3 separate regions of the Homo sapiens genome follow, and regions 1 and 3 are each linked to region 2. Evidence: chromatin loops called from intact Hi-C (ENCODE). Cell type or tissue: breast epithelium. All regions are shown on one strand. Links, peaks and the distances in the headings refer to the core of each region. The heading gives the core; the rest is flanking DNA.

Region 1 (8,284 bases), core at 2,730-5,229, 690 kb after region 2:
ATAAGCAAAGGAGAACTCTCTGGGGCCCTTTCTAGATCTGAGGTCCTACTAAAAAGGGTGACAACCTCAGCTCTGAACATTAGTTGTTTTATTTCAACTCCAAAGTGGGCTTCTACATCCCGAAACAAATGAAAGAAAATTAAAAGATAAATAAAGCATTCCTGGCATCCATGAAAGCATTTGCTTTCCCTGTTCATGTTATTTCAGTAAATCTAGCAGTGTAGAAAGAGACAAATGAGCGCAGATTACAAGGCAGCACCTGTTCGGAGCCCAAGGTCATTAGATGCCATTAGCAATGGCATAAAGACACATGCATTTAGGAGATAACGCAGCTCAGTGGGTTATTGCATCCTTCCTTCTTGACACCTTGTCGGCTGCTCTCACAGACCTGCTTCAGTCTCAGAGCCCAGACAATAGCACTAAACACGGCAAGGGCGTTAGCTGCAAGAGGCTGAAATTGGCTGAACCTGAAATATGAGTAAAGTCTTTGTATATGCAAAACAGAAATAGCCCTAAAAGGAGACACAACTATTTATCAAAAAGGTGCATACAGAGAATTAAACAAGGCCAGGCCCGGCGGCTCATGCCTGTAATCCCAACACTTTGGGAGGCCAAGGCAGGTGGATCACCTGAGGTCAGGAGTTCAAGACCACCCTGGCCAACATGGAGAATGCCGTCTCTACTAAAAATACAAAAATTAGCTGGGTGTGGTGGTGCACACCTGTAATCCCAGCTACTAGGGAGGCTGAGGCTTGAACCCGGGAGGCAATGGAGGTTGCAGTGAGCCAAGATCGTGCCACTGCACTCCAGCCTGGGAGACAGAGCGAGATTCCATCTCAAAAACAAAAAACAAAGAATTAAACAAATGATGAGTTGATAGCCCGAAAAGAAGAAAAGATGCTCTATGCAAAAATAAATAAATAAAAAGTCACTGAGAACTAGCAGCAGATGATAGGCAGAAAAGTGGAGTAGTTAAGACAACAGGCTTTGGTGTCAGGCACACTGGCTTTGAATTCTAGCCTCCACCACCCACAAGCTGGGTAAATGTGGGCGAGTAGTTTAATCTATCTGAGTGCCACCATTTTTAAAAATCTGTAGAATAGTAACAGCAATAACTACCTCAAAGAGTTGTTGGGCTAATTCAGGCATTCATTCACTTGATGATCACTGATTATGATCAGTGAGCTTCTAGGTGTGACAGGCCCAGTTTTAAACACTGGAAATACACAAGTGACAGATGTAAGCATGGGCTCTGCTTCCACAGACTTAACATCACTCTCAAATTTTAGTGAAATGAGAAAGACAAACAAGTATGTGTAAGTGCAATAAGGAAAAATTAAACCGGTGAAGGGGATAAAAACTGATGAGGGTGTTATTTTAGAGTAATGCAAAGACCCTGAGGGAGGAACATGTTTGCATTAAACGGTAAGGAGCTTAGCTCAGGGCTCATAAAACCATGTGCTCTAGGAGATGGTGATGATGATGATGACCATGGTGGTGGTGGTGGTGGTTGGTGGTGGTCTCATAACGATAACCAAACAAGCAAAGAGTACAAGGGATGTGCGAATAGGTACAGCCCACATTAAGTAAAGAAATGAACTGACAAAATTAGTATCGAACACAGGAAGTACTAATTAGAATCTTGACTAATTTTCATTTATTAAAGACTGCAGTTCTATTTTTAGTTATATCCTTCAATCTAACATCATTCAAGAAAAGCTTCTCTCCAAAAATTCTATTTCAGGAATGTAAATTTTTAAAAGTAAGAGTGTTCTGCATGCATGATTTCTTTTTACCCAGCCATCTTTCTGTTGGTTTTTAGCCTGCCAGTAGTGTGTATGTGATATTTTAAAGACTTACTATGCAGGGTACTTAGAAATTTCATATGAGCATTTAAAATGGCAGAAATAGCTGGTAGCTTTCATTTCCACATGTACTCTCAGAACAGAGAAAAACGAGTTCTAATCCATGTCTTTCTAAGCTTCTAGCCTTTTTTTTTTAACTGTCTCAGGGTGAAATTCCACTTTACTTGTTTAATGATGCATACTTTTGAAATTTTACAAAAATAATCATTCATATTTTGAATTTTTCTGCAACGTAACTTTTTTGGCTTCATATCAGGTTACTGAAATGTATCTATATTGCTCCTATATAGTTTTAGATCATTCACTTTCATTGTTGTATTGTGTTCTGTCATTTGATCATATCATAATTTGTTTATTTCACTTTAATAAACATTCAAGTAGTTTGGGTTTATTTTTTTAAACCATTATTAACACAAATAAAGCTGTGCTGGAGAGCCTCCATGTCTCGTGGTATACAGTACAGAAGTCTCTAGGAAACACCTAGAAGGAAAATTGCTGAGTCACAGGGTATACACATTTGTTTTTGTTAACTGGATAATACCTAACTGTCTTTCTAAATGGTTGTACCAATGAATATTCCTATCAGCAGTACATAAACATGAAATGCCATTTTTCAAACTTGGACCAAAATATTCATTACTGGGAACTCCAGATCTCAAATAAGTCAAGTGTCAGTTCCATCTATCGCTTTGGTCAATTTCAAACTGTTCTTTGAACAAATCCAGACTTGAAGAAATTTCCATTCTGTTAAATTTCTAGCCAACTCATCACAATCAACTACGCAAGCAAACAATACCCCATAAGAACAACAATAAGTAATCACATATTGCTGGCTCCAGGAAGCAAAATGAAGACATTTAAATTAAAGCAAACATGCTTACAAAAATATTCTGGCTATCTCAATTAATCTGAACCAAACTAAGAATAATCTAGATATTTCCCCCAATCTTCTGTTCCCATTTAGTTCATGGCATTTTTATAACGGGACTTGCCAGATAAGAAGCATGTGTGTGTCTGAGAACTAAGGAAAAAAGGATTGGTTTTACTGTCTCTTCAAAAACATATCCGATGTGAATAGACTAAAAACCATTCAATTCTGCAGTTTGTGAATTATATCCCCAGAAAGCTGGTATTAATAATATAGCAGCTAAGTGAAATAAGCCAGTCATAAAAGGACAAATACTGTATGATTCACCCTCTATGAGGTATCTAGAGTAGACATTGTCATAGAAATGGAAAAGCAGTTGCCAAGGGCTTGGGGGAGAAGGGAAAAGAAGAGTTGCTATTTAATGGGTAGAATTTCAATTTTGCAAAATAAAAAGAGTTCTGGGTTGGGCGTGGTGGCTCGCACCTGTAATCCCAGCACTTTGGGAGGCCGAGGTGGGCAGATCACCTGAGGTCAGGAGTTTGAGACCAACCTGGCCAACATGGTGAAACCCTGTCTCTACTAAAAATACAGAAATTAGCCAGGCGTCGTGGCAGGTTCCTGTAATCCCAGCTACTTGGGAGGCTGGGGCAGGAGGATCACTTGAACCCAGGAAGCAGAGGTTGCAGTGAACTGAGATCACACCATCACACTCCAGCCTGGGGGATGAGAGCGAGACTTTGTCTCAAGAAAAAAAAAAAAAAAAAAGAGTTCTGGAGATGGATGGTGGTGACAGTTGTACAACAATGTGAATTCAGTTAATACCACTGAATGTACACTTGATGGTGAAGACGGTCAATTTTATAGTGTATGCCTTTTGCCACAATGTATGGTTTATTTATTTACTTAAAAGCAAAAGTGGCGGTGTTTTGTTTCAGTATTAGGTCGGGTTCAAGCAAACAGAAGGGTTATTCCTTCATAATCATATACATTCTGCACCATAGATTGAGCATTGCACCATTTTTTTATTTTTATAAGCTATACCAAATTTCAGTGCACAAATGCTATAACAGCACATACTGTGGGTGAGAATATAAAAAATTGTGAAAGTCTAAAGTTACTGCTCACATTGCAACCTTGACACAACGACTCTGCAAAAACAAGGGCTTAAATTTAACTGAATATGCCACAATTCAGAAAATGCTACTACCATATGCCCGAGGGGACTGAGTCACACTTGCAGTTTAACTTCAACTCCTGAATTTTTTGACTTCTGTATGTTTAAATTCTCATCAAACTGCAGCTTCAACCTTTGTTTCTGCCACTGATCGCAGAATGCATCGCTTATCATTTGACGTAATCTCTACCATGAAATACTTGTTTTTGAACAGCCTAAGGTTCGGAGGACACTTTTTTAAATGTTAAATAAAAAACTGTCAACGATTACTGGGAATGGAAAAACAGCCAAGCCTCTTTGATGCCATCCTTATGCCTAGAAAAATCTTCCCACTCCCACTCCCACATCGATCAAGTGAGCTGCATCTCTTCCTTCTTTCAAAGTTCACCTTAATTCACTTCTCTATGATTCTATAATGAAGGCAGCTGTGATTACAGCAGAAGTGAAGAAGAGAGTACTACCTACCCTGGGAGCAAGTTAATTTATGGCCATAGGCCCACTAGGGATACACTGAACGAACTACATTTTTTAATGTATGTCTATGCAATAACCTGTATATGATTTTTCCATCATTAAGAATCTTCAACAGTCCCAGATGCAAGGAAGACAGGCCATCCTGGAGGGGGCTAGGGATTTAGGGATGGCATTCCTATTATTTACAAGGCGCTGAGTTAGACAGACCATGTGTGACCATGGTGTTCCTGCTCAGAAGCTTACAATCGCTTTGGAGAGGCAAGGCATTTATCATGCACAGAGAGCTGATAATAGCAGGCAATTTTTCAATCAGCATACATTTATTCAGCAAATATTTACTGAAGACCTACTAAATGCCAGGCACGATGCCAGACATTAGGGACAAAAATATGACTAAGATGTGGTCCCAGCAGAGAAACAGATGGGGTTCCGTATAGTAACCATGTTATCAAGGAGTCATCAGAATGCTACTAGATGATAAAAATAGCAGCTTTCCCCTCTTCGAAAAATGCAGAGTACACATAACTAATCCAGTCACTGAGTGAGCATTCTGGCAATGAAAAAACATATTTGGAATGAGAATAGTGATCTTCAGAACTCTAGGTACCAAGCATTCCAGATACATAAATGTTCTGATCCCCTTGAGTGGCAATTGACCGGCTGACACTGAGGCAAACTTGCCACCATGGAAGATGTGAATTAAAACGAGTGATTGTACTAAGGTATAGAAATGGCACTCGTACTTCCTGTTTCATAACAGTCCTCACAAGACCCTTTTTAAATGTCTGCCTTTCCTGATAGACTGCAACCTGAAAAAAAGGAAGGAACTGGGTCTCTTTTATTTACAGTTTTCCCCAGTGCCTAGTACAACGCCTGACACATAGTAAGCAATTAAAAACATTTATGGCACTAGAATTTTCAATTAGCTGGCTGCATATTATTGCAAAGTTAACATCTGAAAAGGCTATTAAAATGGTCATGTAAAGACTTGGTAACCAATATAATCTAGTTTAATAATATTTATTTATTTACTTTATTTCTTGTTTTTGAGTCAGGGTCTTCCTCTGTTGCCCAGGCTGGAGTGCAGTGGTGCATGTGATCTTAGCTCACTGCAACCTCTCTGCCTCCCAGGTTCAAGTGATTCTCCTGCCTCAGCCTCCCAAGCAGCTGGGATTACAGGCACGCACCACCATGCCCAGCTAATTTTTGTTTTTTTAGTAGAGACGGGGTTTCACCATGTTGGCCAGGCTGTTCACGAACTCCTGACCTCAGATGATGTGCCCACCCACCTCGGCCTCCCAAAGTACTGAGATTACAGGCATGAGCCACTGCGCCCAGCTGGTTTAATCATACTTAATCAACTAATGAATCAAGTTAACTTATGGATACTGTTACTGGCTGAATTTTTTCCCCCCACAACCACTCAAAATTCATGTGTTGAAGCCCTAACTTCCAGTTTCTCAGAATATAACTGTATTTGGAAATTGGACCTTTTGAGAGGTAATTAAAACAAAATAAGGTCATATGAAAGGGCCCTATTCCACTATGACTGGTGTCCTTGTAACAGGAGACTGGGACACAGACTTGGAGGGAAGCCCACGAGAGGACACAGGGGGAAGATGGCCATCTGCAAGCCAAGGAGAAGGACTTCAGAAGGAACCAACTTTCCTGACACTTTCATTTCAAACTTACTGTCTCTAGAATCATAAGAAAATAAGTTTGTGCTGTTTAAGCCACTCAGTCTGGGTTACTTTGTTATGGTAGACCTCGCAAACTGACAGATACTAAGCCCTTGTTTGAGATGGAGCTGTGGCCCTATAAATGGCTATTTTAGAAAGACAATGTGAACTGGCAGCAACGGTACTGGAACAGGAATGAGGAGTCCATATGTCCACTTCTGGTTCCAGTCTGACTTCTTGGTCAAGCCATTTTTACTTCTCTGAGTCTCTTTCCTCCTTTAAATATAGAAGTTTAGATCACATGAGCTCTGAGTTTCAGGTGACCTAGAACTGTATGGTTCTATGCAGCAAACTCAATGTTACCTTCTAAGATGTGAGAGATGGCACAGAGGTGTGTCTGTTTTTCCCTGGCTACACTGAGCCACTGGCAGTAGGCCTCCCAAACACTTCCCATCTGCTTCTTGAACCATTTCATACATATCACCCAACATCCCATTAAAGACAGGGTCCTCGGCCAGGCGCGGTGGCTCACACTTGTAATCCCAGCACTTTGGGAGGCCGAGGTGGGCGGGTCACGAGGTCAGGAGTTTGAGACCTGCCTGGCCAACATGGTGAAATCCCATCTCTACTAAAAATACAAACATTAGCCGGGTGTGGTGGCTCACGCCTGTCATACTAGCTACTCGGGAGGCTGAGGCAGGAGAATCGCTTGAACCTGGGAGGCAGAGGCTGCAGTGAGCTGAGATCATGCCACTGCACTCCAGCCTGGGTGGCAGAGCAAGACTCCATCTCAAAGCAAACAAACAAACAAAAAAACAGGATCCTCTCTCAGCAAGTCTCCTATCACAAAAGGAATACACATCACAACGCAGCCCTGCTGGACCACCCCAGCTCTAAGGGGGAGGTCAACTTGTGAGCAATAAGTCGAAGCAACATGAAGAAGAAACAAGGACAAGGTGAAGAATGGCTCCATACATTGTATAATTTTCATCTATTCCAACCAGAAAAGAGCTGCTCATTCTGATCAAAGATGTTAATGAGCCCTGCAAACAGAAATTACTACAATAGAACAGTAGACACCTTCATTAATTATTTTCTCCTGCAATATTAGCACTAATGATTAGAAAATCTTCAATAGCAGCACAAATAAAAATAAACAGACACCAATCCTTGGTACAGCCTCCGTACAGATCCATACTGGACTGTTCATTCAGCACCCAGTATTCTGGAATTTGCCTATTAATGCAGGTGGAAGCAGTCCTGTTCATACAATATGACCCAAACTCCAAATTCAATGTGAATTTTTGGTTTTGATTTTTGGTTTATTTGTTTGTTTTGTTTTGTTTCCCCAAGGCCCAGCCGTGCCCGTCCCTAAAATCCATGGGATATCCACGTGCCCTCATCAAAATCCCCGTTTCTTAGAAGCTCCCTCTAGTGAGTTACTTTTACTGGCAATAAAGAATACTAATTAGCAAAACCATATTTCACACACAAACAAATGCATTAGGATAGTCTTTAAAATAACCTATTTCTTAAGCTTTTATTTTAGGTTCAGGGGTACATGTGCAGGTTTATTAAATAGATAAACTCATGCCATGGGGGTTTGTTGTACAGATGGTTTCGTCACCCAGATACTAAGCCTAGTACCCAATAATTGTTTTTTCTGCTCCTCTTCCTCCTCCACCCTCTACCCTCAAGTAGGACCCAGTGTCTGCTGTTCCCTTCTTTGTGTCCATGAGTTCTCATCATTTAGCTCCCACTTGTAAGTGAGAACATGCAGTATTTAGTTTTTTGTTCCTGTGATAGTTTGCTAAGGATAATGGCCTCCAGCTCCTTCCATACTCCTGCAAAAGACATGATCTCATTCCTTTTTTATGGCTGCATAGTATTCCATGGTAATATGTACCACATTTTTTTTGTCCAATCTGTCATTGATGGGCATTTAGGTTGATTCTGTGTCTTTGCTACTGTGAATAGTGCTGCAATGAACATTTGCGTGCATGTGTCTAAATTTATGGTAGAATGATTTATATTCCTCTGGGTAGATACCCAGTAATGGGATTGCTGGGTCGAATGGTAGTTCTGCTTTTAGCTCTTTGCAGAATTGCCACACTGCCTTCCACAATGGCTGAACTAATTTGTACACTCACCAACAGTGTATAAGTGTTCCCTTTCTCCGCAACCTCATCAGCATCCAACTGGTTATTTTTTGACTTTTTAACAA
Region 2 (8,284 bases), core at 2,523-5,022:
GACTGGGAGATAAGAATGAAAAGAAAAATGAATGAAGAACTCTTGGCTTGAGAAACTGCAAGGATGCAGTTGATGTTAAGATGGGAAACAGTGTAGATGCGGCAGGTTTTGGGGGAAGATCAGGAGTTTGATTTTGAGAAAGTTAACATTTCAGATGCCTGTTAGGCACTTCAGTGGGCAGCTGACATATGAGTCTAGAGTCCAGGCAAGAGCTAGATCTGGAAGACGTCAGCTTATAAATGGCATTTACAGCCGTGAGACTGGATGTAAGGCATGGTTGTAGAAACAGAAAAGAAGTCCAAACCCTGCTCCTGAGGTCTCCAGTGATAAGGATCGGGGAGGTGTGGAGAAACCAGCAAAGGTACCTGAGAAGTATTGGCCCAGGAAATACAAGGAAATCCAGGAGAGTGTGATGTCTCAGAAGCCAAGTGTGGAAAGTATTCCAGGAAATCTATAAACCTATGACAAAACAGTCTGAAGAAATGAAGAGATGGCCTTCAGAGATTCATGCGTAGGCATGGATTAGAGTCCATTGTTCCTGAGGTTCCTGAGAGCTTGGGGGCAGGGCTGGTATTAGGCTCAGAACAGGAGGAGGATCTAGGTGGAAGTTGTTTATGCAATTACCTTTCAGCCTTTTCTAAGCAGGTTATACACAAGACTGACAGACTGTAGTTGGGCAATTAAGTAGGACTCAGAGGGTAGGATAGAGTGTTGAAAGAAAAAAATTAACATTTTAGATCAAAATTCATCTCAACTACAAGCTATTAAATGTCTTTCCTGTGTTTCTTTCCATACACTTTTAATTATTTCTTGGTCAGAAACATCCTGTTGGTGAATGCCTAGAAGGGTCAGCCATTCCCCAAATTCTTTTGAAATGCTGAGTTCTAAGTTATGAAAGTTGTTTCTCTTAGAAGGGCATCTGAAGATGAAAGTCAACCTCTCCCCTGCTCAGCAGTGAATTACATTGGCCTCTCTTATTATTCCCTCATTTTTATGAAATGGAGACTCTTTCACAATGTTTAATGGGCTCTTCACATGTTATTTCACGGACCATTAACATAACTGGATAATAGAATTGATGGTTAAAATACCCTACTTATCCCATGTAAGGTGTGAATACGCCACGATTAACCCAGGACAGAAGAGGGCAAGAGCAAAGCCATCCGACACAAAGCAAGAGTGGTTCAGAAGCACAGGAAGTGGGTGCCCTGCCTGCCTGTTTGGGAGAAATAATAATGATCATAATGGCTATCATTTATGTTCTATACTCATCCCCTTTTCCAGTCTGTACACAAATTGTATGAGGCAATATTGTCCCCACTTTTTAAAAAAGTAAATTACTGAGGATCCCCTGGCCGAAGGGGTGTGCTATCAAAGGTGCCTGAATAACGACCTACTGCAGCCTAGCCCAAGTGGCACATCAAACTCACCATCATAGGTGCCCCCCAGAATTCATGTATTGAAGCCCCGACCCCCAGTACTTGATGTGTGGCTGTATTTGGAGGGAAGGCTTTTAAAGAGGTAATGAAGATTAAATGAGGCCATTAGGGTGGGGCCCTAATCCAGTAAGTCCAGTGTCCTTACAAGGAGAGAAAGAGACCCCAGGGATGCGCACACATAGAAGAAAGGCTGTGTGAGGACACAGCAAGAAGGTGGCTCTCTGCAAGCCAAGAAGAGAGGCCTCAGGAGAATGTGACCCTTCCGGCACTTTGATCTTGGACTTCCAGCCTCCAGAATGGTGAGAAAGAAATTTATGTTTAAGCCACCCCAACTGTGGTATTTGCTATAGCAGCCTTAGCATACTAAGATAGGGTGGTATCAGGTCTGCGGTAGACATATTTTGGAGCACTCTTTTTGTGAAATGGACACTCTTATCCTCTACTTAATTAGCGGTGGTGGGGAAGGTGTCATGTTTGTGCCACACGACCCTTGGCTGCCTATAGCTGTGGACCAGGGGTATATGGCAGGCTCCTGGCAATCAGATCTCTGTCCTGGGAGTTTATAATTGGAAGACTGAGAAATGGAGTCAGTTAGACAATGAAGGTCAAGGCAGTGGTGATGCCACAGAGTCCTGAGGCCATGGGGGTCTGTGGGTGAGCAGAAAAACTTGGCCTTCCATTGGAGAGAGCAAGGGATATGTGGAAAGAGAGAGGGACTCTGTAGTCTCAGAATCAGAGAGATGAAAGAGAAGCCACCTGGTGATGTCTGAGTCCTGTGAGACCCTGCTTTGCTTCCTGCCCTTGGATTCTGGGAGCATCTCTGTATCCTTCCAATAAGTCTTCAACTCTGCCTAGTCTGAGTGGATTTCTCTTCCTTGTGATCAAACCGAATCAGACACCAAGCTCAGGCTCTTTCCATGTGTATAGTGTGCTAGGCCCATCTAAGGCAATCCCTCACGGCCCAGCAGCACTCCTGAACATTCAGGATCTTTCTCCTTCAGTACAGCTTTATTAATTCTACAAAAGCATGTTAGATGCTGTGTTGGTCAGGGTTCTCCAGAGAAACAGAACCAGGAGATCATATATACAAAGAGACTGATTTGAAGGAATTGGCTTATGTGATTGTGGGGGTTGGCAAGTCCAAAATCATGAAGGAAGCCAACGACAGGTTGGAATCTCTGAGGCAGGTGGTTTGATGTAAATTAAGGATAGGAGTTGACAAATGTTTTCTGTAAAGGGCCAGACTGTAATTATATTAGTCTCTGTGGGTCATTGTTTCTGTTGCAACCACTTAACTCTGCCATTGTATTGTGAAAGCAACCACAGACATTATGTAACTAAATGGGCATGGCTGTGTTCCAACAAAACTTTATAAATACTGGATTAGGGATTTCACATAATTTTTTAGTGTGTTAAAATATTATTTTAAATCTTTTTGATCATTTAAAACTTAAGAAACTTACTAGCTCACAGGCAGTAGAAAAATAGGGTGGGTAGTTTGGCTCACAGGCTCATAGTTTACTGACCCCTAATTTAGAACAATAATTAAAATATTGCAGTTAAAGAAGATTCACATCAAAACTTCTATGTTGTTCAAAAAGACAATGATTGAGTAAATTGAAGTACAATCACTTCTAAAAATTTTTGCAATTAAAGTAATATAAAGACTATATAGCAATATTGAAATGCTGTGATAAATTGCAAGTGGAAAAAGCAGACTCCAAAATTACGTCTACTCTGATTTTAACTATGTTGCATGAATCTTGAATAAACTATGTGCAAATTATGTATGCACAAGGATTGAAAGGGAAAAATGAAAGCTGTTTGATTTGAATGAAGCTGGGACTGTGGGTAATTTGTTTTTGCTTAAATGGGAGTATCGAGTTTCCTTCTAATTCTCAGGTTCTATGATGCCATTACCATGGACATTTAGTTTAAATAATTTATTAGGCCATCCCCCTTTGCAGATAAGGAAGGAAGAGGACGTAATTTAGATTGGTCAGAGATCAGAGTTTCAAGTAGTGTTCCAGTTAACCATTGCTGAGTAACAAACAACCCTACACTTAGTGGCCTCAAACAACCACCGTTTTATTAAGTTTATGGATTCTGTGGGTGAGAAATTCAATCAGGGCACAGTAGCCATGGCTTGCCTCCACCGTAAGATGTCTGTGGCTTCAGCTGGGAAGACCTGAATGGCTGCAGGGGACTCAAATGTCTGGGTTCTGCAGCATGCTCTTCTGAGATAACATCTTCATTTGCACTGGAATCTGGGCAGGAATCACTCCTAGGACGGTGAGTTAGTTTCCTAAGGCTTTCATAATGAAGTACCACAAACTGGATGGCTTAAAACAACAGAAATTTATTGTCCACAGTTCTGGAAGCTGGAAGTCTAAGATGAAAGTGTTGGCAAAGTTGATTTCTTCTGAGGTCAGGAAGGAACAGTCTGTTTCATGCCTCTTTTCTATCTCCTGGTCATTGGCTGGCAACGTTTGGCATTCCTTGGCTTATGGAGGAGTCACCCTGATCTCTGCCTTCATTTCCACACGATGTTCTTTCTCTGTGTGTGTGTTGTCTCTGTGCCCACATCCTCTTTTTTCATAAGGACACCCATCATTTTGGATTAGGGCCCACCCTAATGACCTTATCCTCACCTGATCATCTGCAAAACCCTGTTTCCGAATAAGGTCACATTCACAGATACTGGGGATTAGGTCTTTAACATTTCTGCGGAGACGCAGTTCAACCCATAGAAGCTGAGCTCAGCTGGGACTGCCTACACAGTGCCTCCATATAGCCTCTACATTACTGGGCGAAATTCACCCCCGATATTTCACATAGGTTCTTATCTATTTTCCTTAAGTGTCGGCTGGTCTGAGAAATAAAGGGAAAGAGTACAAAAGAGAGAAATTTTAAAGCTGGGTGTCTGGGGGAGACATCACACATCAGCAGGTTCCATGATGCCCCCTGAGCCATAAAACCAGCAAGTTTTTATTAGTGATTTTCAAAAGGGGAGGGAGTGTACGAATAGGGTGTGGATCACAGAGATCACATGCTTCACAAGGTAATAAGATATCACAAGGTAAATGGAGGCAGGGCGAGATCACAGGACCACAGGACCGGGGTGAAATTAAAATTACTAATGAAGTTTCAGGCAGGCATTTTCACTGATAACATCTCATCAGGAAACAGGGTTTGAGAGCAGACAACCGGTCTGACCAAAATTTATTAGGCAGGAATTTCCTCATCCTAATAAGCCTGGGAGTGCTATGGGAGACCGGGGCTTATTTCATCCCACTGCGATGACCGTAAAAGACAGCCACCCCCAAAGCGGCCATTTTAGAGGCCTCCCCTCAGGGACACATTCTCTTTCTCAGGGATGTTCCTGGCTGAGAAAAAGAATTCAGCAATATTTCTCCCATTTGCTTTTGAAAGAAGAGAAATATGGCTCTGTTTCACCCAGCTCACTGGCAGTCAGAGTTTAAGGTTATCTCTTTTGTTCCCTGAACATTGCTGTTATCCTGTTCTTTTTTCAAGGTGCCCAGATTTCATATTTTTCAAACACACATGCTGTACAAACAATTTGTGTAGTTAACGCAATCATCACAGGGTCCTCAGGTGACATACATCCTCCTCAGCTTACGAAGATGATGGGATTAAGAGATTAAAGTAAAGACAGGCATAGGAAATCACAAGGGTATTGATTGGTGAAGTGATAAGTGTCCATGAAATCTTCACAATTTTTGTTCGGAGATTGCAGTAAAGACAGGCATAAGAAATTATAAAAGTATTAATTTGGGGAACTAATAAATGTCCATGAAATCTTCACAATTTATGTTCTTCTGCCATGGCTTCAGCCAGTCCCTCTGTTCAGGGTTCCTGACTTCCCGCAACACTCCATCTGGCATGGAGCTGAGTTCTGAGAGGGAGTATCCCTGAAGCGAGCCTAAGTGAATCAGGTAGAAGCTGCATGGACTTTTATGCACTAGCTTTGGAAGCCATGGTCTATTGGTAGAAGCAGTCACAAGCTTGCCCAAATTCAAGATGAGGGGCATAGAATTTATCTTTGAATGAGAGGAGTATCAAATAATTTGCCACCACTGTTTTTAAAAAGTGGACTTCGGCCAGGTGCAGTGGCTCACCCTGTAATCCCAGCACTTTGGGAGGCTGAGGTGGGAGGATCACTTGAGCCTAGGAGTTTGAAACCAGCCTGGTCAAAATAGCGAGGCCCTGTATCTTAAAACAAAACAAAACAAAACAAAAACCAGACTTCATTATACATATACATATGTATGTGTGTGTGTGTGTGTTTGTATATATGTATATATCTATATATATATATATTTTTTTTTTTTGAGACTGGGTCTCGCTCTGTCACCCAGGCTAGAGTACAGTGGCACCATCACTGTACTCTTACTGCAGCCTTAAACTCCTGAGCTTAAATGATCCTGATCCTCTCACCCCAGCCTCCCAAGTAGCTGGGTCTATAGTATAGGTGTGCACCACACACCCGGCTAAGTTTAAAAAAATTTTTTTTGTAAGAGATAAAGTCTCACCTTCTCACTTTGTTGCCCAGGCTGGTCTCAAACTCCTGAGCTTAAGTGATCCTCCCGCTTTGACCTCCCAAAGTGCTGAGATTACAGGTGTGAGCTGACATGCCTGGCTGATTTCATTTTTTAGAGCAGTGGTTGGTGCACAGCAAAACTGAGAGGAAGGTACAGAGGTTTCCCATATAATTCCTGCCCCTACAAATGCACAGCCTCCCCTATTATTAACATCCCCCACCAGAATGGTGCATTTGTTACAATTGATGAACTGACGCTGATGCATCATCACCCAAAGTCTACAGTTGACATCAGCGTTCACTGTTGATGTTGTACATTTCATGGGAATGCATAATGACATGTATCCACCATTATAGTTTCAGTGCCCTAAAAATTCCTCTGCAGACATTTTTAAAAACCACCTCATGTAGCAATGTTTAACCTAGGGTTTATGGACCCACTGGGAATCCATACATGGCTTCCAAAGCATCTGAGAAACTATGGGAGTTATGCAATGTGTTGTATGAGTCCAGGTTCTTTTTTCTGCAGCATTGGTCCGTAGTTCAAAAGGGGTTATGACCTATAAATGATGAGGAAGTACAGGTATATTAGGCCAATTTGCTTCTTCCAAACAGATCAGGGCATGCTTCCCATTCTCTAACTCAGAGAAAATGTTTTCTATCTCTGGCTTGGCATCAGAGACAGCCTTTCTCCTTCCCCGAGGCAGCCTCTGCCATCTGCCAAATGGTGTTGTTCTGTGACCCCAGTGTCCTTGAAGCCATCCGGAAGTCTTAGAGGGAGGTCCCTAGTGGTCCCAGCATGCTCTAACTCCTCAGGGGACAGGACTGGAACTGAAAAGCAGCCTGTTTCCCACTCTCCCTAGAGCTGAAGGCTCTGTGAGGATGGGCTCTGTGAGCCCAACCATCCCACAGCAGAACTAGGAGCCCATGGAAGGGTTGGCTTGTCCCACCATACTCAGCCCCTTCCAATTCCCCTTCCAACCTTATTCATGCTTCTGTGTTATTTGGGTACCTGCTTATCTCCTCTACTAACTAATAAAATTTTGAGAACAACGACCTGTCATTTTTCTGTATATTAAACAGTATTTAGCACCACGTTTTGCATATAATTCTCAAAATGGTTGGTAATTTTAAAACATCAAAGCTGAGTTGCAGAAAGTTAGAACAGGTCTCCAACGGCTCTGATGGCAGCTTTGGTCACAAGGATGCTGGTTATTTATGTGGTTAGAACCAGGCCCTCAAGAGCTCACTGTGCTAGGAGGGTCTTATCTGGGGAAAGCCAGAGTAGGCCAAAAATAAGAAGGGGATTTGAGAGGGGGAATTTGAGGAGAGAAACTTAGAGCTAGCCTGGGTTCTAATCCCAGCTCTACCACCAACAATCTGTGGGACAGGACACCAGTCAAGGCATGTCTGTATGGCATAGTAGAGTTGGAATGTGAAGCTTGGCTCTCCCATGTATTAGCTGTGAGAGAGGCAGCAGCTTCATGTCCTAGCTCCCTCCTCTTCTTATTATCTGTGTGACCTTGGGCATTAATAAGTCTCCAAAGCCTCAGCTACCTCTCTCCTAAAATACCTGTTCTAGTGATCCTGCTGCTCTGGGTTGAAACTCAGGTGATCCCAAGATGCTGGCTTACCAATCTTCTCTCATGGACCCTGACACCAAACTCACTGGAAACATGGCACTGTTACCCATCAGAAGCCAATTCAAAGGACCTGCCCCCAGAGAGACAAAAGATACAGATATTGTGGATGAAGCCATCTGTTACTTCAAGGCCAATGTCTTCTTCAAAAACTATGAAATTAAGAATGAAGCTGATAGGACCTTGATATATATAACTCTCTACATTTCTGAGTGTTCGAAGAAACTCCAAAAGTACAATTCCAAAATCCAAGGTGAGAAAGAAATGTATACATTGGGAATCACGAATTTTCCTATTCCTGGAGAGCCTCATTTTCCACTTAACGCAATTATGCCAAACCTGCGAACAAACAGGAAGATGAAGTGATGAGAGCCTATTTACAACAGCTAAGGAGAAAGACTGGACTGAGACTTTGTGAGAAAGTTTTTGACCCTCAGAATGATAAACCCAGCAAGTGGTGGGCTTGCTTTGTGAAGAGACAGTTCATGAACAAGAGTCTTTCAGGACCTGGACAGTGAAGGGAGCCTGGGCAGCCACCATCTCCAGAGCCCTGGGCAGCATTTTCCATTAAGATGTACACAATCTTTTGCCTTTATCTCATAAAGTTTTATACAGAAGAGAGAAGAGCATGTCTTCACTTGAAA
Region 3 (8,284 bases), core at 3,194-5,693, 670 kb after region 2:
GCTAACACAGATTTTTAATGTTCTTACACACACACAAAATGATAAACTGGTGAGGTGATGAATATATTAACTAGCTTGATTGAATCTTGTTATAATGTATGCATTATAAAAACATCACACTGTACCCCATAAATATACATAATTATTGCCTATAAATATAAAAAGTTAAAACAAAAAATTAAAGAAATAAATGGTGAAGACATTTTTTAAAAAATGAATGATGCTTTCATGCATGCTACATAGCTTGTCACAACCTGCCGGAACGGGTTGCCAATGTGACATGCTTTTAAGATCACAGCCCTCCAGCAACACATTGATACCTGAAACTCCATAATTAAGAGTTATTTCCTTTTGTTTAAAGATGTTTTCTCTTTTGAAATTTCAGTATAATATGCTACTTTGGAAGTGGTATATCCAGATCTCCAAAATATATGCATATGCATATTTTAAAATCAAAGCCGAGTATTGATCCTAACTTTACCACTTTCCAGCTCTGTCACTTTGAGGAAATTATTTACTGGCTTGACCCTCAAGTTCATCCGCTGTAAAAGGAGTCACTAACGCTTGTCTCAGAAGGTTGTTACGTATATAAAACTACGCGGCCCAGACCACACCCACAGCAGCCACTCGGACACTGGTTTTCCCCTCTCTTTCTACACAGCAGGTCATAAGAAGTAAGGACAACTCAAGGATGCTGGCTTCCTGGTGTGGAATGATAAGGCGGCCAGCAAGCTGGAGTGGGGGTGGCAGGAGAAAAGGACACCTGGGCCCCATGACAGAACCTGTTTCACAAATGTGGTGAGGGGAGCTCTGCTCCAGTGCACAAAAAGGCTGCAGGCTGACACCATTTTGCAGTGTTCACTGGCAAGGCTGCTGACATAGAAACTGGCCTCCGTCAAAAAGTCACACCTCTCCTTTTCCTGGCTTGGTGTCCAGCTGAAAAGAGGAGGGGTTCATGTGCATCTGGACAGCTTTACCCCAAGGGCACCTGCAAGGTAGTAGGAGCAGATGAGGCTATGGCCAGATGACAGGGGGACATGCCAGCAGAAGGAACTAATGCAGCTTCCAACTTGCTGGTGCCCAGCCAGACCCCACTGATTTGGAGACTTTCCTGCCAACTTGCCAAAAACTGATCTGACACCCAATGGTGTCACCAAAGATGTTTTCTTTTCCTATGCATCAGTACCTCCACACCCAGGGATCAGTCTTCCTTCACCTCACTCTAAAGGGCCAGCCATCATTGCCTTCCAAGGTATGAACCAAGAAATGTCACCACTCACTCAGGTGAACAGGCCACAGAGGACTAAAAGTGCTGGCCCTATAGCAGCCTCATGCAAAAACAGATTTGTGCACTGAGAAGACTTTTGAAATTTGAAAGGCCGCTACTAAGAAGATAAACCCTCCAAAGATTTCCTTCTATCATTGTTATTCATTAAAAAAAAAACAAGCTTAGGCCGGGCATGGTGGCTCACACCTGTAATCCCAGCATTTTGGGAGGCTGAGGCGAGCGGATCATGAGGTCAGAAGATCGAAACCATCCTGGCCAACATGCTGAAACCTTGTCTCTACTAAAAATACAAAAATTAGCTGGGTATGGTGGCACGTGCCTGTAATCCCAGCTACTCAGGAGGGTGAGACAGGAGAACAGCTTGAACCAGGGAGTCAGAGGTTGCAGTGAGCAGAGATCGCGCCACTGCACTCCAGCCTGGTGACAGAGTGAAACTCCGTCTCAAAAAAAAAAAAAAAGCTTAACTTGAATGAATGGGAACAAGAGGGTTATTTAAAAAATAATAAACAGTAACAGCTATCACACCTAAAGGTGACATTATCTAGAAACATTAACATGTCAAGACATCAGCCCTTCTGTTCCTTCTGTTCCCCCAAGAGGCCTATTTGGAGCACCAGCAAAATGCATTTGGAGGATCACTAAATCTAACAGTGTTCACTGCTGTAGTGTTATGAGAGTGTTTCACTTTCAGGAAATTTCAAAAGGGAAAGGTGGGAAACAATGTGTGTCCTACATGGAAATCTCACATGTGGTTCATTGCGTCTTTTTTCTTACACAGCTGCCATTATATAATTCTTGGCCATTGTTTTTTATTTAATAATTAAGATGAATAATCTTGGGGTCATCCATTGTATATGTATCTGTGGTAGGTTTAAAAATTCCAGTTGACCTTTCCCTAGCCCCCAGTATACTTTTGGGCTACTTCCTCCCTAAGATGAGCTATGTGCACACATGTGGCACAATTTTAATACTATCTAAGCAAAACCACAAACCAATAAAAGCATCATCCGGTGCTTCTCAAAGCCAAAGGAAATGATTTTGGAGCAACACATCACTGATTACATTCCATTAATACAGATAATTAAAAGTTGACTGTATAATAATGTTAAATAGCAGGCATAACTTTTTTTGAAAATTTCTCCGTGATATTAGCTATGCAAAAACACTGACTGAATGTTCAATGCTAATCAAATTCATCTCCTCTTAAGAGCAGCGTATAATAAATGGGTAGCCTAAAAGGAATGCTTTGAACAGAATGCTTCACTATTGTCTGATTATTCTAAATTTAAAACTCCAACAAAGGAAAGGATTATTCTTCTAAGGTTCAAGATTCGTGAGGATTTGGTAACGAAATTCCTTAAGGACAGCAAATTAAAAAATTGCTATCTACAAGCTGCCACTATTTTATGTCTGTATAGTGTTTTAAAATCAAAGTCACTACCCATTCAACAACAAATGTTTGTTTGGAATAAATGAATGAAAGAAACAGCCTCAAAATACTTTACAAGTTTAATCACCTATAAGTTATGAATTAGGCAGCAACTTCAATCATTCCCAAATGATTGAATCATTTACCTCGCTGGGGTAAGGTATATGTCTGGCAAGCCAAAGCCAGAACTAGAAACTCAAGTAATTCCTTTGATTCTTAGAAAATGACGCAGTTGTTAGAGCTGGTTGCCTGCTGCAGTTGTCTTCCTGTGTACTCTCAATACAATTTGGAAGGCATGTTATCTAGGCTAGGGGAGGTAATAACAAAGGAGGCATAACAATTAGGCTTGCTCCTGAAATTATACGGGTAGTCAAAAAAACGAAGGACCCCACCATCACCTACTAAGCTATGTGATGGGTACCTAGCTGGTAAAAGGTGTTTCCAAGACCGGATCTAAGTTATTTCATAGGTAACTTTAGAAAGCACGTCCCAACGTGGCAGTGTTAAATTCATGTGTAATTTCAAAATAGGGTATCAGTGTATGAGGCATGTAGGTAGTCTAAGTTATGTGACACAGAGCATTTAGCCTACATCAAAAGCTAAAACTGAAAAATGAAATTCTTATTTAAGTATGTTGCTATCTTCACTCTAATGAGATACGTGGAACAAATTACTGGGGCTAGAATGTATTATAACAATAGTAAGGAAGAAGGTTCCTGCTGGATACTTGGTAAGAGGTGGGTGGGGTCCAGGATTTCCAGGGGACTTTGAGTTTATTCTTCCAACACTGCTAAAATGCATCTATTTTCTATTCTGACTTTCTAACAGGATGCAATCTGAGAGCCAGCCAGCCACTTAAAATCTATTTATTTCAGCTGTGCGCAGTGGCTCACGCCTGTAATCCCAGCACTTAGTGAGGCCGAGGCGGGCGGACCATGAGGTCAGGAGATCGAGACCATCCTGGCTAACACGGTGAAACCCCATCTCTACTAAAAAATACAAAAAATATTAGTTGGGTGTGGTGGCGGGCACCTGTAGTCCCAGCTACTCGGGAGGCTGAGGCAGGAAAATGGCGTGAACCCAGGAGGCGGAGCTTGCAGTGAGCCAAGATTGCACCACTGCATTCCAGCCTGGATGACAGAGTGAGACTTTGTCTCAAAAAAGAAAAAATCAATTTGTTTCAACAATCCAGAGTAGAAATACAAGTAGAAGATTTTGTGCAAGCGTATTTTGTGCAAGCGTAATCTATTTTGCAAGCAGAAAATTCTCACGTATTTTAGAGTCAGGGTTCTCAAATCATAAATCTTAAAGTTTTCAGAATCCATGCCAAGGGACTTAAGAAAATTAATATTGCCCCCATATAAGCTGTCTTTTGTATACTAAGCATCAGCAAAGCATCTGCCCCCAACAGCTATTTTACTGGTCCCAGAGGAAAGATAAGCAGAGTTGTCTTCCGCAAAATCATAAAGAAGGTCAAGTTCATCTGTAGGATCCTTCCCCTTAGGCCCTCTAGGTGCCTCCCCATTGGGCCCCAGGGGTTTCTACTCCGTAATTCTTTCCCACCCCTGCCCTGTCAACTTGAACACCAGTGAAACACCACAGTGTTTCAATATGAATACACTTCAGTCACTGTTTTTGCTCCGCCCACCAAAAAAAATCCATACTTTAAAGCTTTTAATTTTTTTAAGCTTTTAATTTTTTTAATTGAAGCATCACTTTACTTTCTTTTAAATTCTAACATCAGTGAGCAGCCAAAATTCTTTTTTTTTTTTTTTAGATGGAGTCTCGCTCTGTGACCCAGGCTGGAGTGCAGTGGCATGATCTTGGCTCACTGCAACCTTCGCCTCCTGGGTTCAAGCAAGTCTCTTGCCTCAGCCTCCCAAGTAGCTGGGACTACAGGCGCAGGCCACCATGCCCTGCTAATTTTTGTATTTTTAGTACAGATGGGGTTTCACCGTGTTGGCCAGAATGGTCTTGATCTCTTGACCTCATGAACCACCCGCTTCGGCCTCCCAAAGTGCTGAGATTACAGGCGTGAGCCACTGAGCCTGGCCGCAGCCCAAATTCTGAACGGGGAAAGAGGATAAGGTAACGTCTCCTACTTTTGCAAGCTTCTTTTGCTTCCTATGAAGGCTTGCCATAAAGATAGAAATGCTTTGACATCACAAACTGGGTTCATGTTCCACTGTGACCATGGACAGGCTATGTAACTGAGCTTCGGCTACTCATTTACAAAACAGGAATTATCATAATATAATGTAATGTAATATAATAATTATGAGATAATGATATAAAGTGATTGGCCCATTGCAATGTTAAAGAGCCCTCTCAGAAGGAGCACCATACTTTCTTTCTAAGTGCCGATAAAATAAAAGATAAAAGCAGCCGACTGGGATTGACCCAGCCACCTCTGCTAAGGGCCTCCTACCTAGAGTCACCTCACTGGGACCTGGGACAGCATGATTCTTACCAGTTTCTGAGAGCTTGAGGTCTTGGGCCCTCGAGCCAGGCGTCCGCTAAAGGCAGGTCTGAGGTTAGCCCATTTCCCAGTTACCATTCTCCTTTCCCCTGGCTTTTCTCCTTCCAAGAGGCTTTAAGCCTTTCCCACTCCTCCCTCCTCTCCTTCTGGTCCCCTGCCTCAACTCACCCAGAGACTGAGAATGCAGTACCATTCCTCACTGGGCCACCTTCCCTTTCCAGGCTCCATACTCCATTCTGTAATAAAGTTCTCATGGGGAGACCTCCAACAGCCCAACAGTTGAGTGTACACAGCCTTGAGTGCTTAGCGGCCAGAACCTCATTGAAAACACAGTTCCATAAGGAAAGGCAGGTTTTAAGACGAGCAGGTGACCAGGCAGGCCCCCACCATAAATGGGGTGAGCTCGCCAAAAGCTAGGCTTGACTTAGGCCTCATTTGGAGGTCTGAGTTGAATTTCAAAAATCAAATACAAAAACACTGGCAGAAGTTTAGAGAGGCAGAAAAGAGCATTACCACAAGAAAAGACGCGGGAGGCTTCACCAGAACAGGCAGGAGGAAGTAGGTGAGGCACAGCAGGTGAAGTGGGGGAAGTGTTCCACCAGGTGAAACTGGCCTGGTGGCTGTGGGGTACAGGGGAAGAGGTGAGCAGGCTGGGGTGGGGATGAGGACAGTGGCAGAAGATTGACGAAGGCATTGTGCAGCACCCCATGCAAAGGGGCGCCTCTCCGTCACACAGGTACTGGCATGAGGGTGTGGGGACCGAGTCCTATGAGTTCCTGGGTCTCTACCAGGATTTTCCAGGTCAGCATCGAGTGATACTATCTCTCCTAGAAGTGGTGGGAACTGATGGGAATGACCATGGAAGCTGAATCCACAAACCAAGGGTCTCCTTATCTTGTCCTCTCATGGATAAGGCTTCGTAAAGGGGGGATTCCTCAAGGTCTTTTAACCAAGTCTGCACATGGGAGAAAACGATGGAAAGCAGATGGAAATGCTTCTCAAGAACCTCTCAATACAAAGAGATAAAGAGGAACAGGCCAGGCACATGGCACACACCTGTAACCTCAGCACTTTGGAAGGCCAAGGAGGGAAGACCACTTGAGCCCAGGAATTCAAGACCAGCCTGGGCAACACAGCAAAACTCTGTCTCAAAAAAAAAAAAAAAAACAAAAATTATCGTGGCACGTGGTGCACATCTATAGTTCCAGCTACTCAACTGACTGAGGTGGTAGGACCATTGCTTGAGCCCAGGAGTTCGAGGCTGCAATGAACCACAATTGTATCACTGCTCTCCAGCCTGGGTGATGGAGAGAGACCCTGTATCTAAAAAAAAGAAAACAAAATTAAAAGAAATAAAGAAAATGTCTCAGGAAGAAGTTGTTCCTCTTCAGACAACTGGATTTTGTTTCTCTTCTTTTTTTTTTTTTTTTTTAGACAGGCTTGCTTTGTTGCCCAGGCTAGAGTGCAGTGGTACAATCAGAGCTCACTGCAGCCTCAGCCTCCTGGAACCAGGTGATCCTCCCACTTCAGCCTTCTGAGTAGCCGGGACCACAGGCACACATCACCATGCCTGGCTGATTAAAAAAAAAAAATGTAGAGATGAGGCCTCACTATGTTGCCCAGGCTAGTCTCAAACTCCTGCCCTAAGCAATCCTCCCACTTTGGCTTCACAAAGTGCTGGAAATACACACTCAAGCCACTGCACCCAGCTGACCACCTGGATTTTGGAAAAGAGGAAAACGGAAGTCTGACTGTTAGATGTGGGAATCAGATGTTTTCATGTTATATATGTGAATTATATTACATGCACATGTATGGTGCATATCATAACAAGAGAAAGTGTTAAACACACTAGAGACATTAGAAAACAAATCAAGGACTGAGGAACAATAAAAAGTGTTGCAATGGTGTAAAAGTAATACAAATTATAGTCTTTTACGTGAACTGCTTCCACTAATGCCCAATTACTATGCAGCACAGTATCAATTTAGTGGATCATGAACTACGTATCCGATTGACTCACTTGTATAAGTTACATTTTATGACAACACTAAATTCTCCTTTATATGTTCAGGCTCCCTATTTTGTGATGCGTGTAATTGCAGAACTTGGGAGCTAGAATGGACCTTGAGGAGATCCCTTACGCCAACGCTTTCACTTCACAGATGTAGACACCGAGGCTTAAAGAGGGTATGACTTTCCCAAGGCCACAAGAGGACTAGTTTACAGCAGAGCTGGGCTTATATAACAGGGCTGCCCATGAGCCCTGCAAGGCTCCAGAGCTATTCTTAAGATCCTCTGCACTTAGACAATGCTGCAGGGACACACTCTCTTCTTTATTTTGTAAGAACATTTGCTCACAATTCAAAATTATTCAAAGAGAATGGGAAACAGGTATGATGCATGGGGGAAGAGGTATGCTCAGGGATTCAGATGCTGGAGCTCTTGGTTAAGCAACTTTTGGATCATATGATACTTAGAAGAACTACCATCTCTCTCAGTAAGAAGATTAGCAGGAGAATACATATGGTACAGTAGAAAAATGCAGGTTATTCAAGCAGTGACCCTAGGATGAGCCTCAAAGCTTACTAGCTATGTGGTCTGGAACAAGCTATAGAAACTTGCCGGGTCTATATTCCCTTAACCGTAAAATGGCCAAGATAACGATACTGACCAGGTGTAGTGTCTCATGCCTATAATCCCAGCACTTTGGGAGGCTGAGATGGGAGGATCACTTGAGCCCAGGAGTTCAAGACCAGCCTGGGAAACATGTGAGACCCTAACTTTACAAATAATGTTTAAAAAATTAGCCAGGTGTGGTGGCACGTACATATAGTCCAGATACTCAGGAGGATGAGGTGGGGGGATCGCTTGAACCCAGGAGTTCAAGGCTGCTGTGAGGTACAATCACGCCACTGCACTCCAGCCTGGAGTACAGTGTGTCACTCTGGAGACAGAGCGAGACCCTGTCTCAAAAACAAACAAACAAAAAGAATGACAATTAACTCAAAGAGTTATGGGATGAGATAAGGTTCTATATTTAGAACACCTAGCACAGGACATAGGCTCAATCAATATTCAGTATTCA

The links. Peaks named below come from ENCODE experiments on the same cell type or tissue, not always from the same donor. Only the 100,000 strongest peaks of a DNase experiment are listed, where the experiment ranks them.
Region 1: it touches region 2 in a loop (11-fold over the local background); 1 of 110 quality-filtered maps calls a loop at or near these places.
Region 3: a loop joins it to region 2, with 25 times the contacts of the local background. A loop is called at or near these places in 1 of 110 quality-filtered maps.

The regions. Positions count from the first base shown.
Region 1 is chr6:16,620,875-16,629,158 of GRCh38, forward strand. The region is part of intron 3 of ATXN1 (ataxin 1); the gene reads right to left. Among named protein-coding and RNA genes, the nearest start is that of ATXN1-AS1, 140 kb to the right of the region's middle. In breast epithelium, for the core only: no CTCF peak of the experiment used is centred there; no DNase peak of the experiment used is centred there.
Region 2 is chr6:15,927,160-15,935,443 of GRCh38, forward strand. It overlaps the pseudogene ARPC3P5. Among named protein-coding and RNA genes, the nearest start is that of LINC02543, 64 kb to the right of the region's middle. In breast epithelium, for the core only: no CTCF peak of the experiment used is centred there; DNase peaks (open chromatin) are centred at 3,642 and 3,922; H3K27ac peaks cover 321 bases.
Region 3 is chr6:16,597,979-16,606,262 of GRCh38, forward strand. All of the region lies in intron 3 of ATXN1 (ataxin 1), which reads right to left. Among named protein-coding and RNA genes, the nearest start is that of ATXN1-AS1, 160 kb to the right of the region's middle. RefSeq lists a silencer at 5,292-5,477. In breast epithelium, for the core only: no CTCF peak of the experiment used is centred there; no DNase peak of the experiment used is centred there.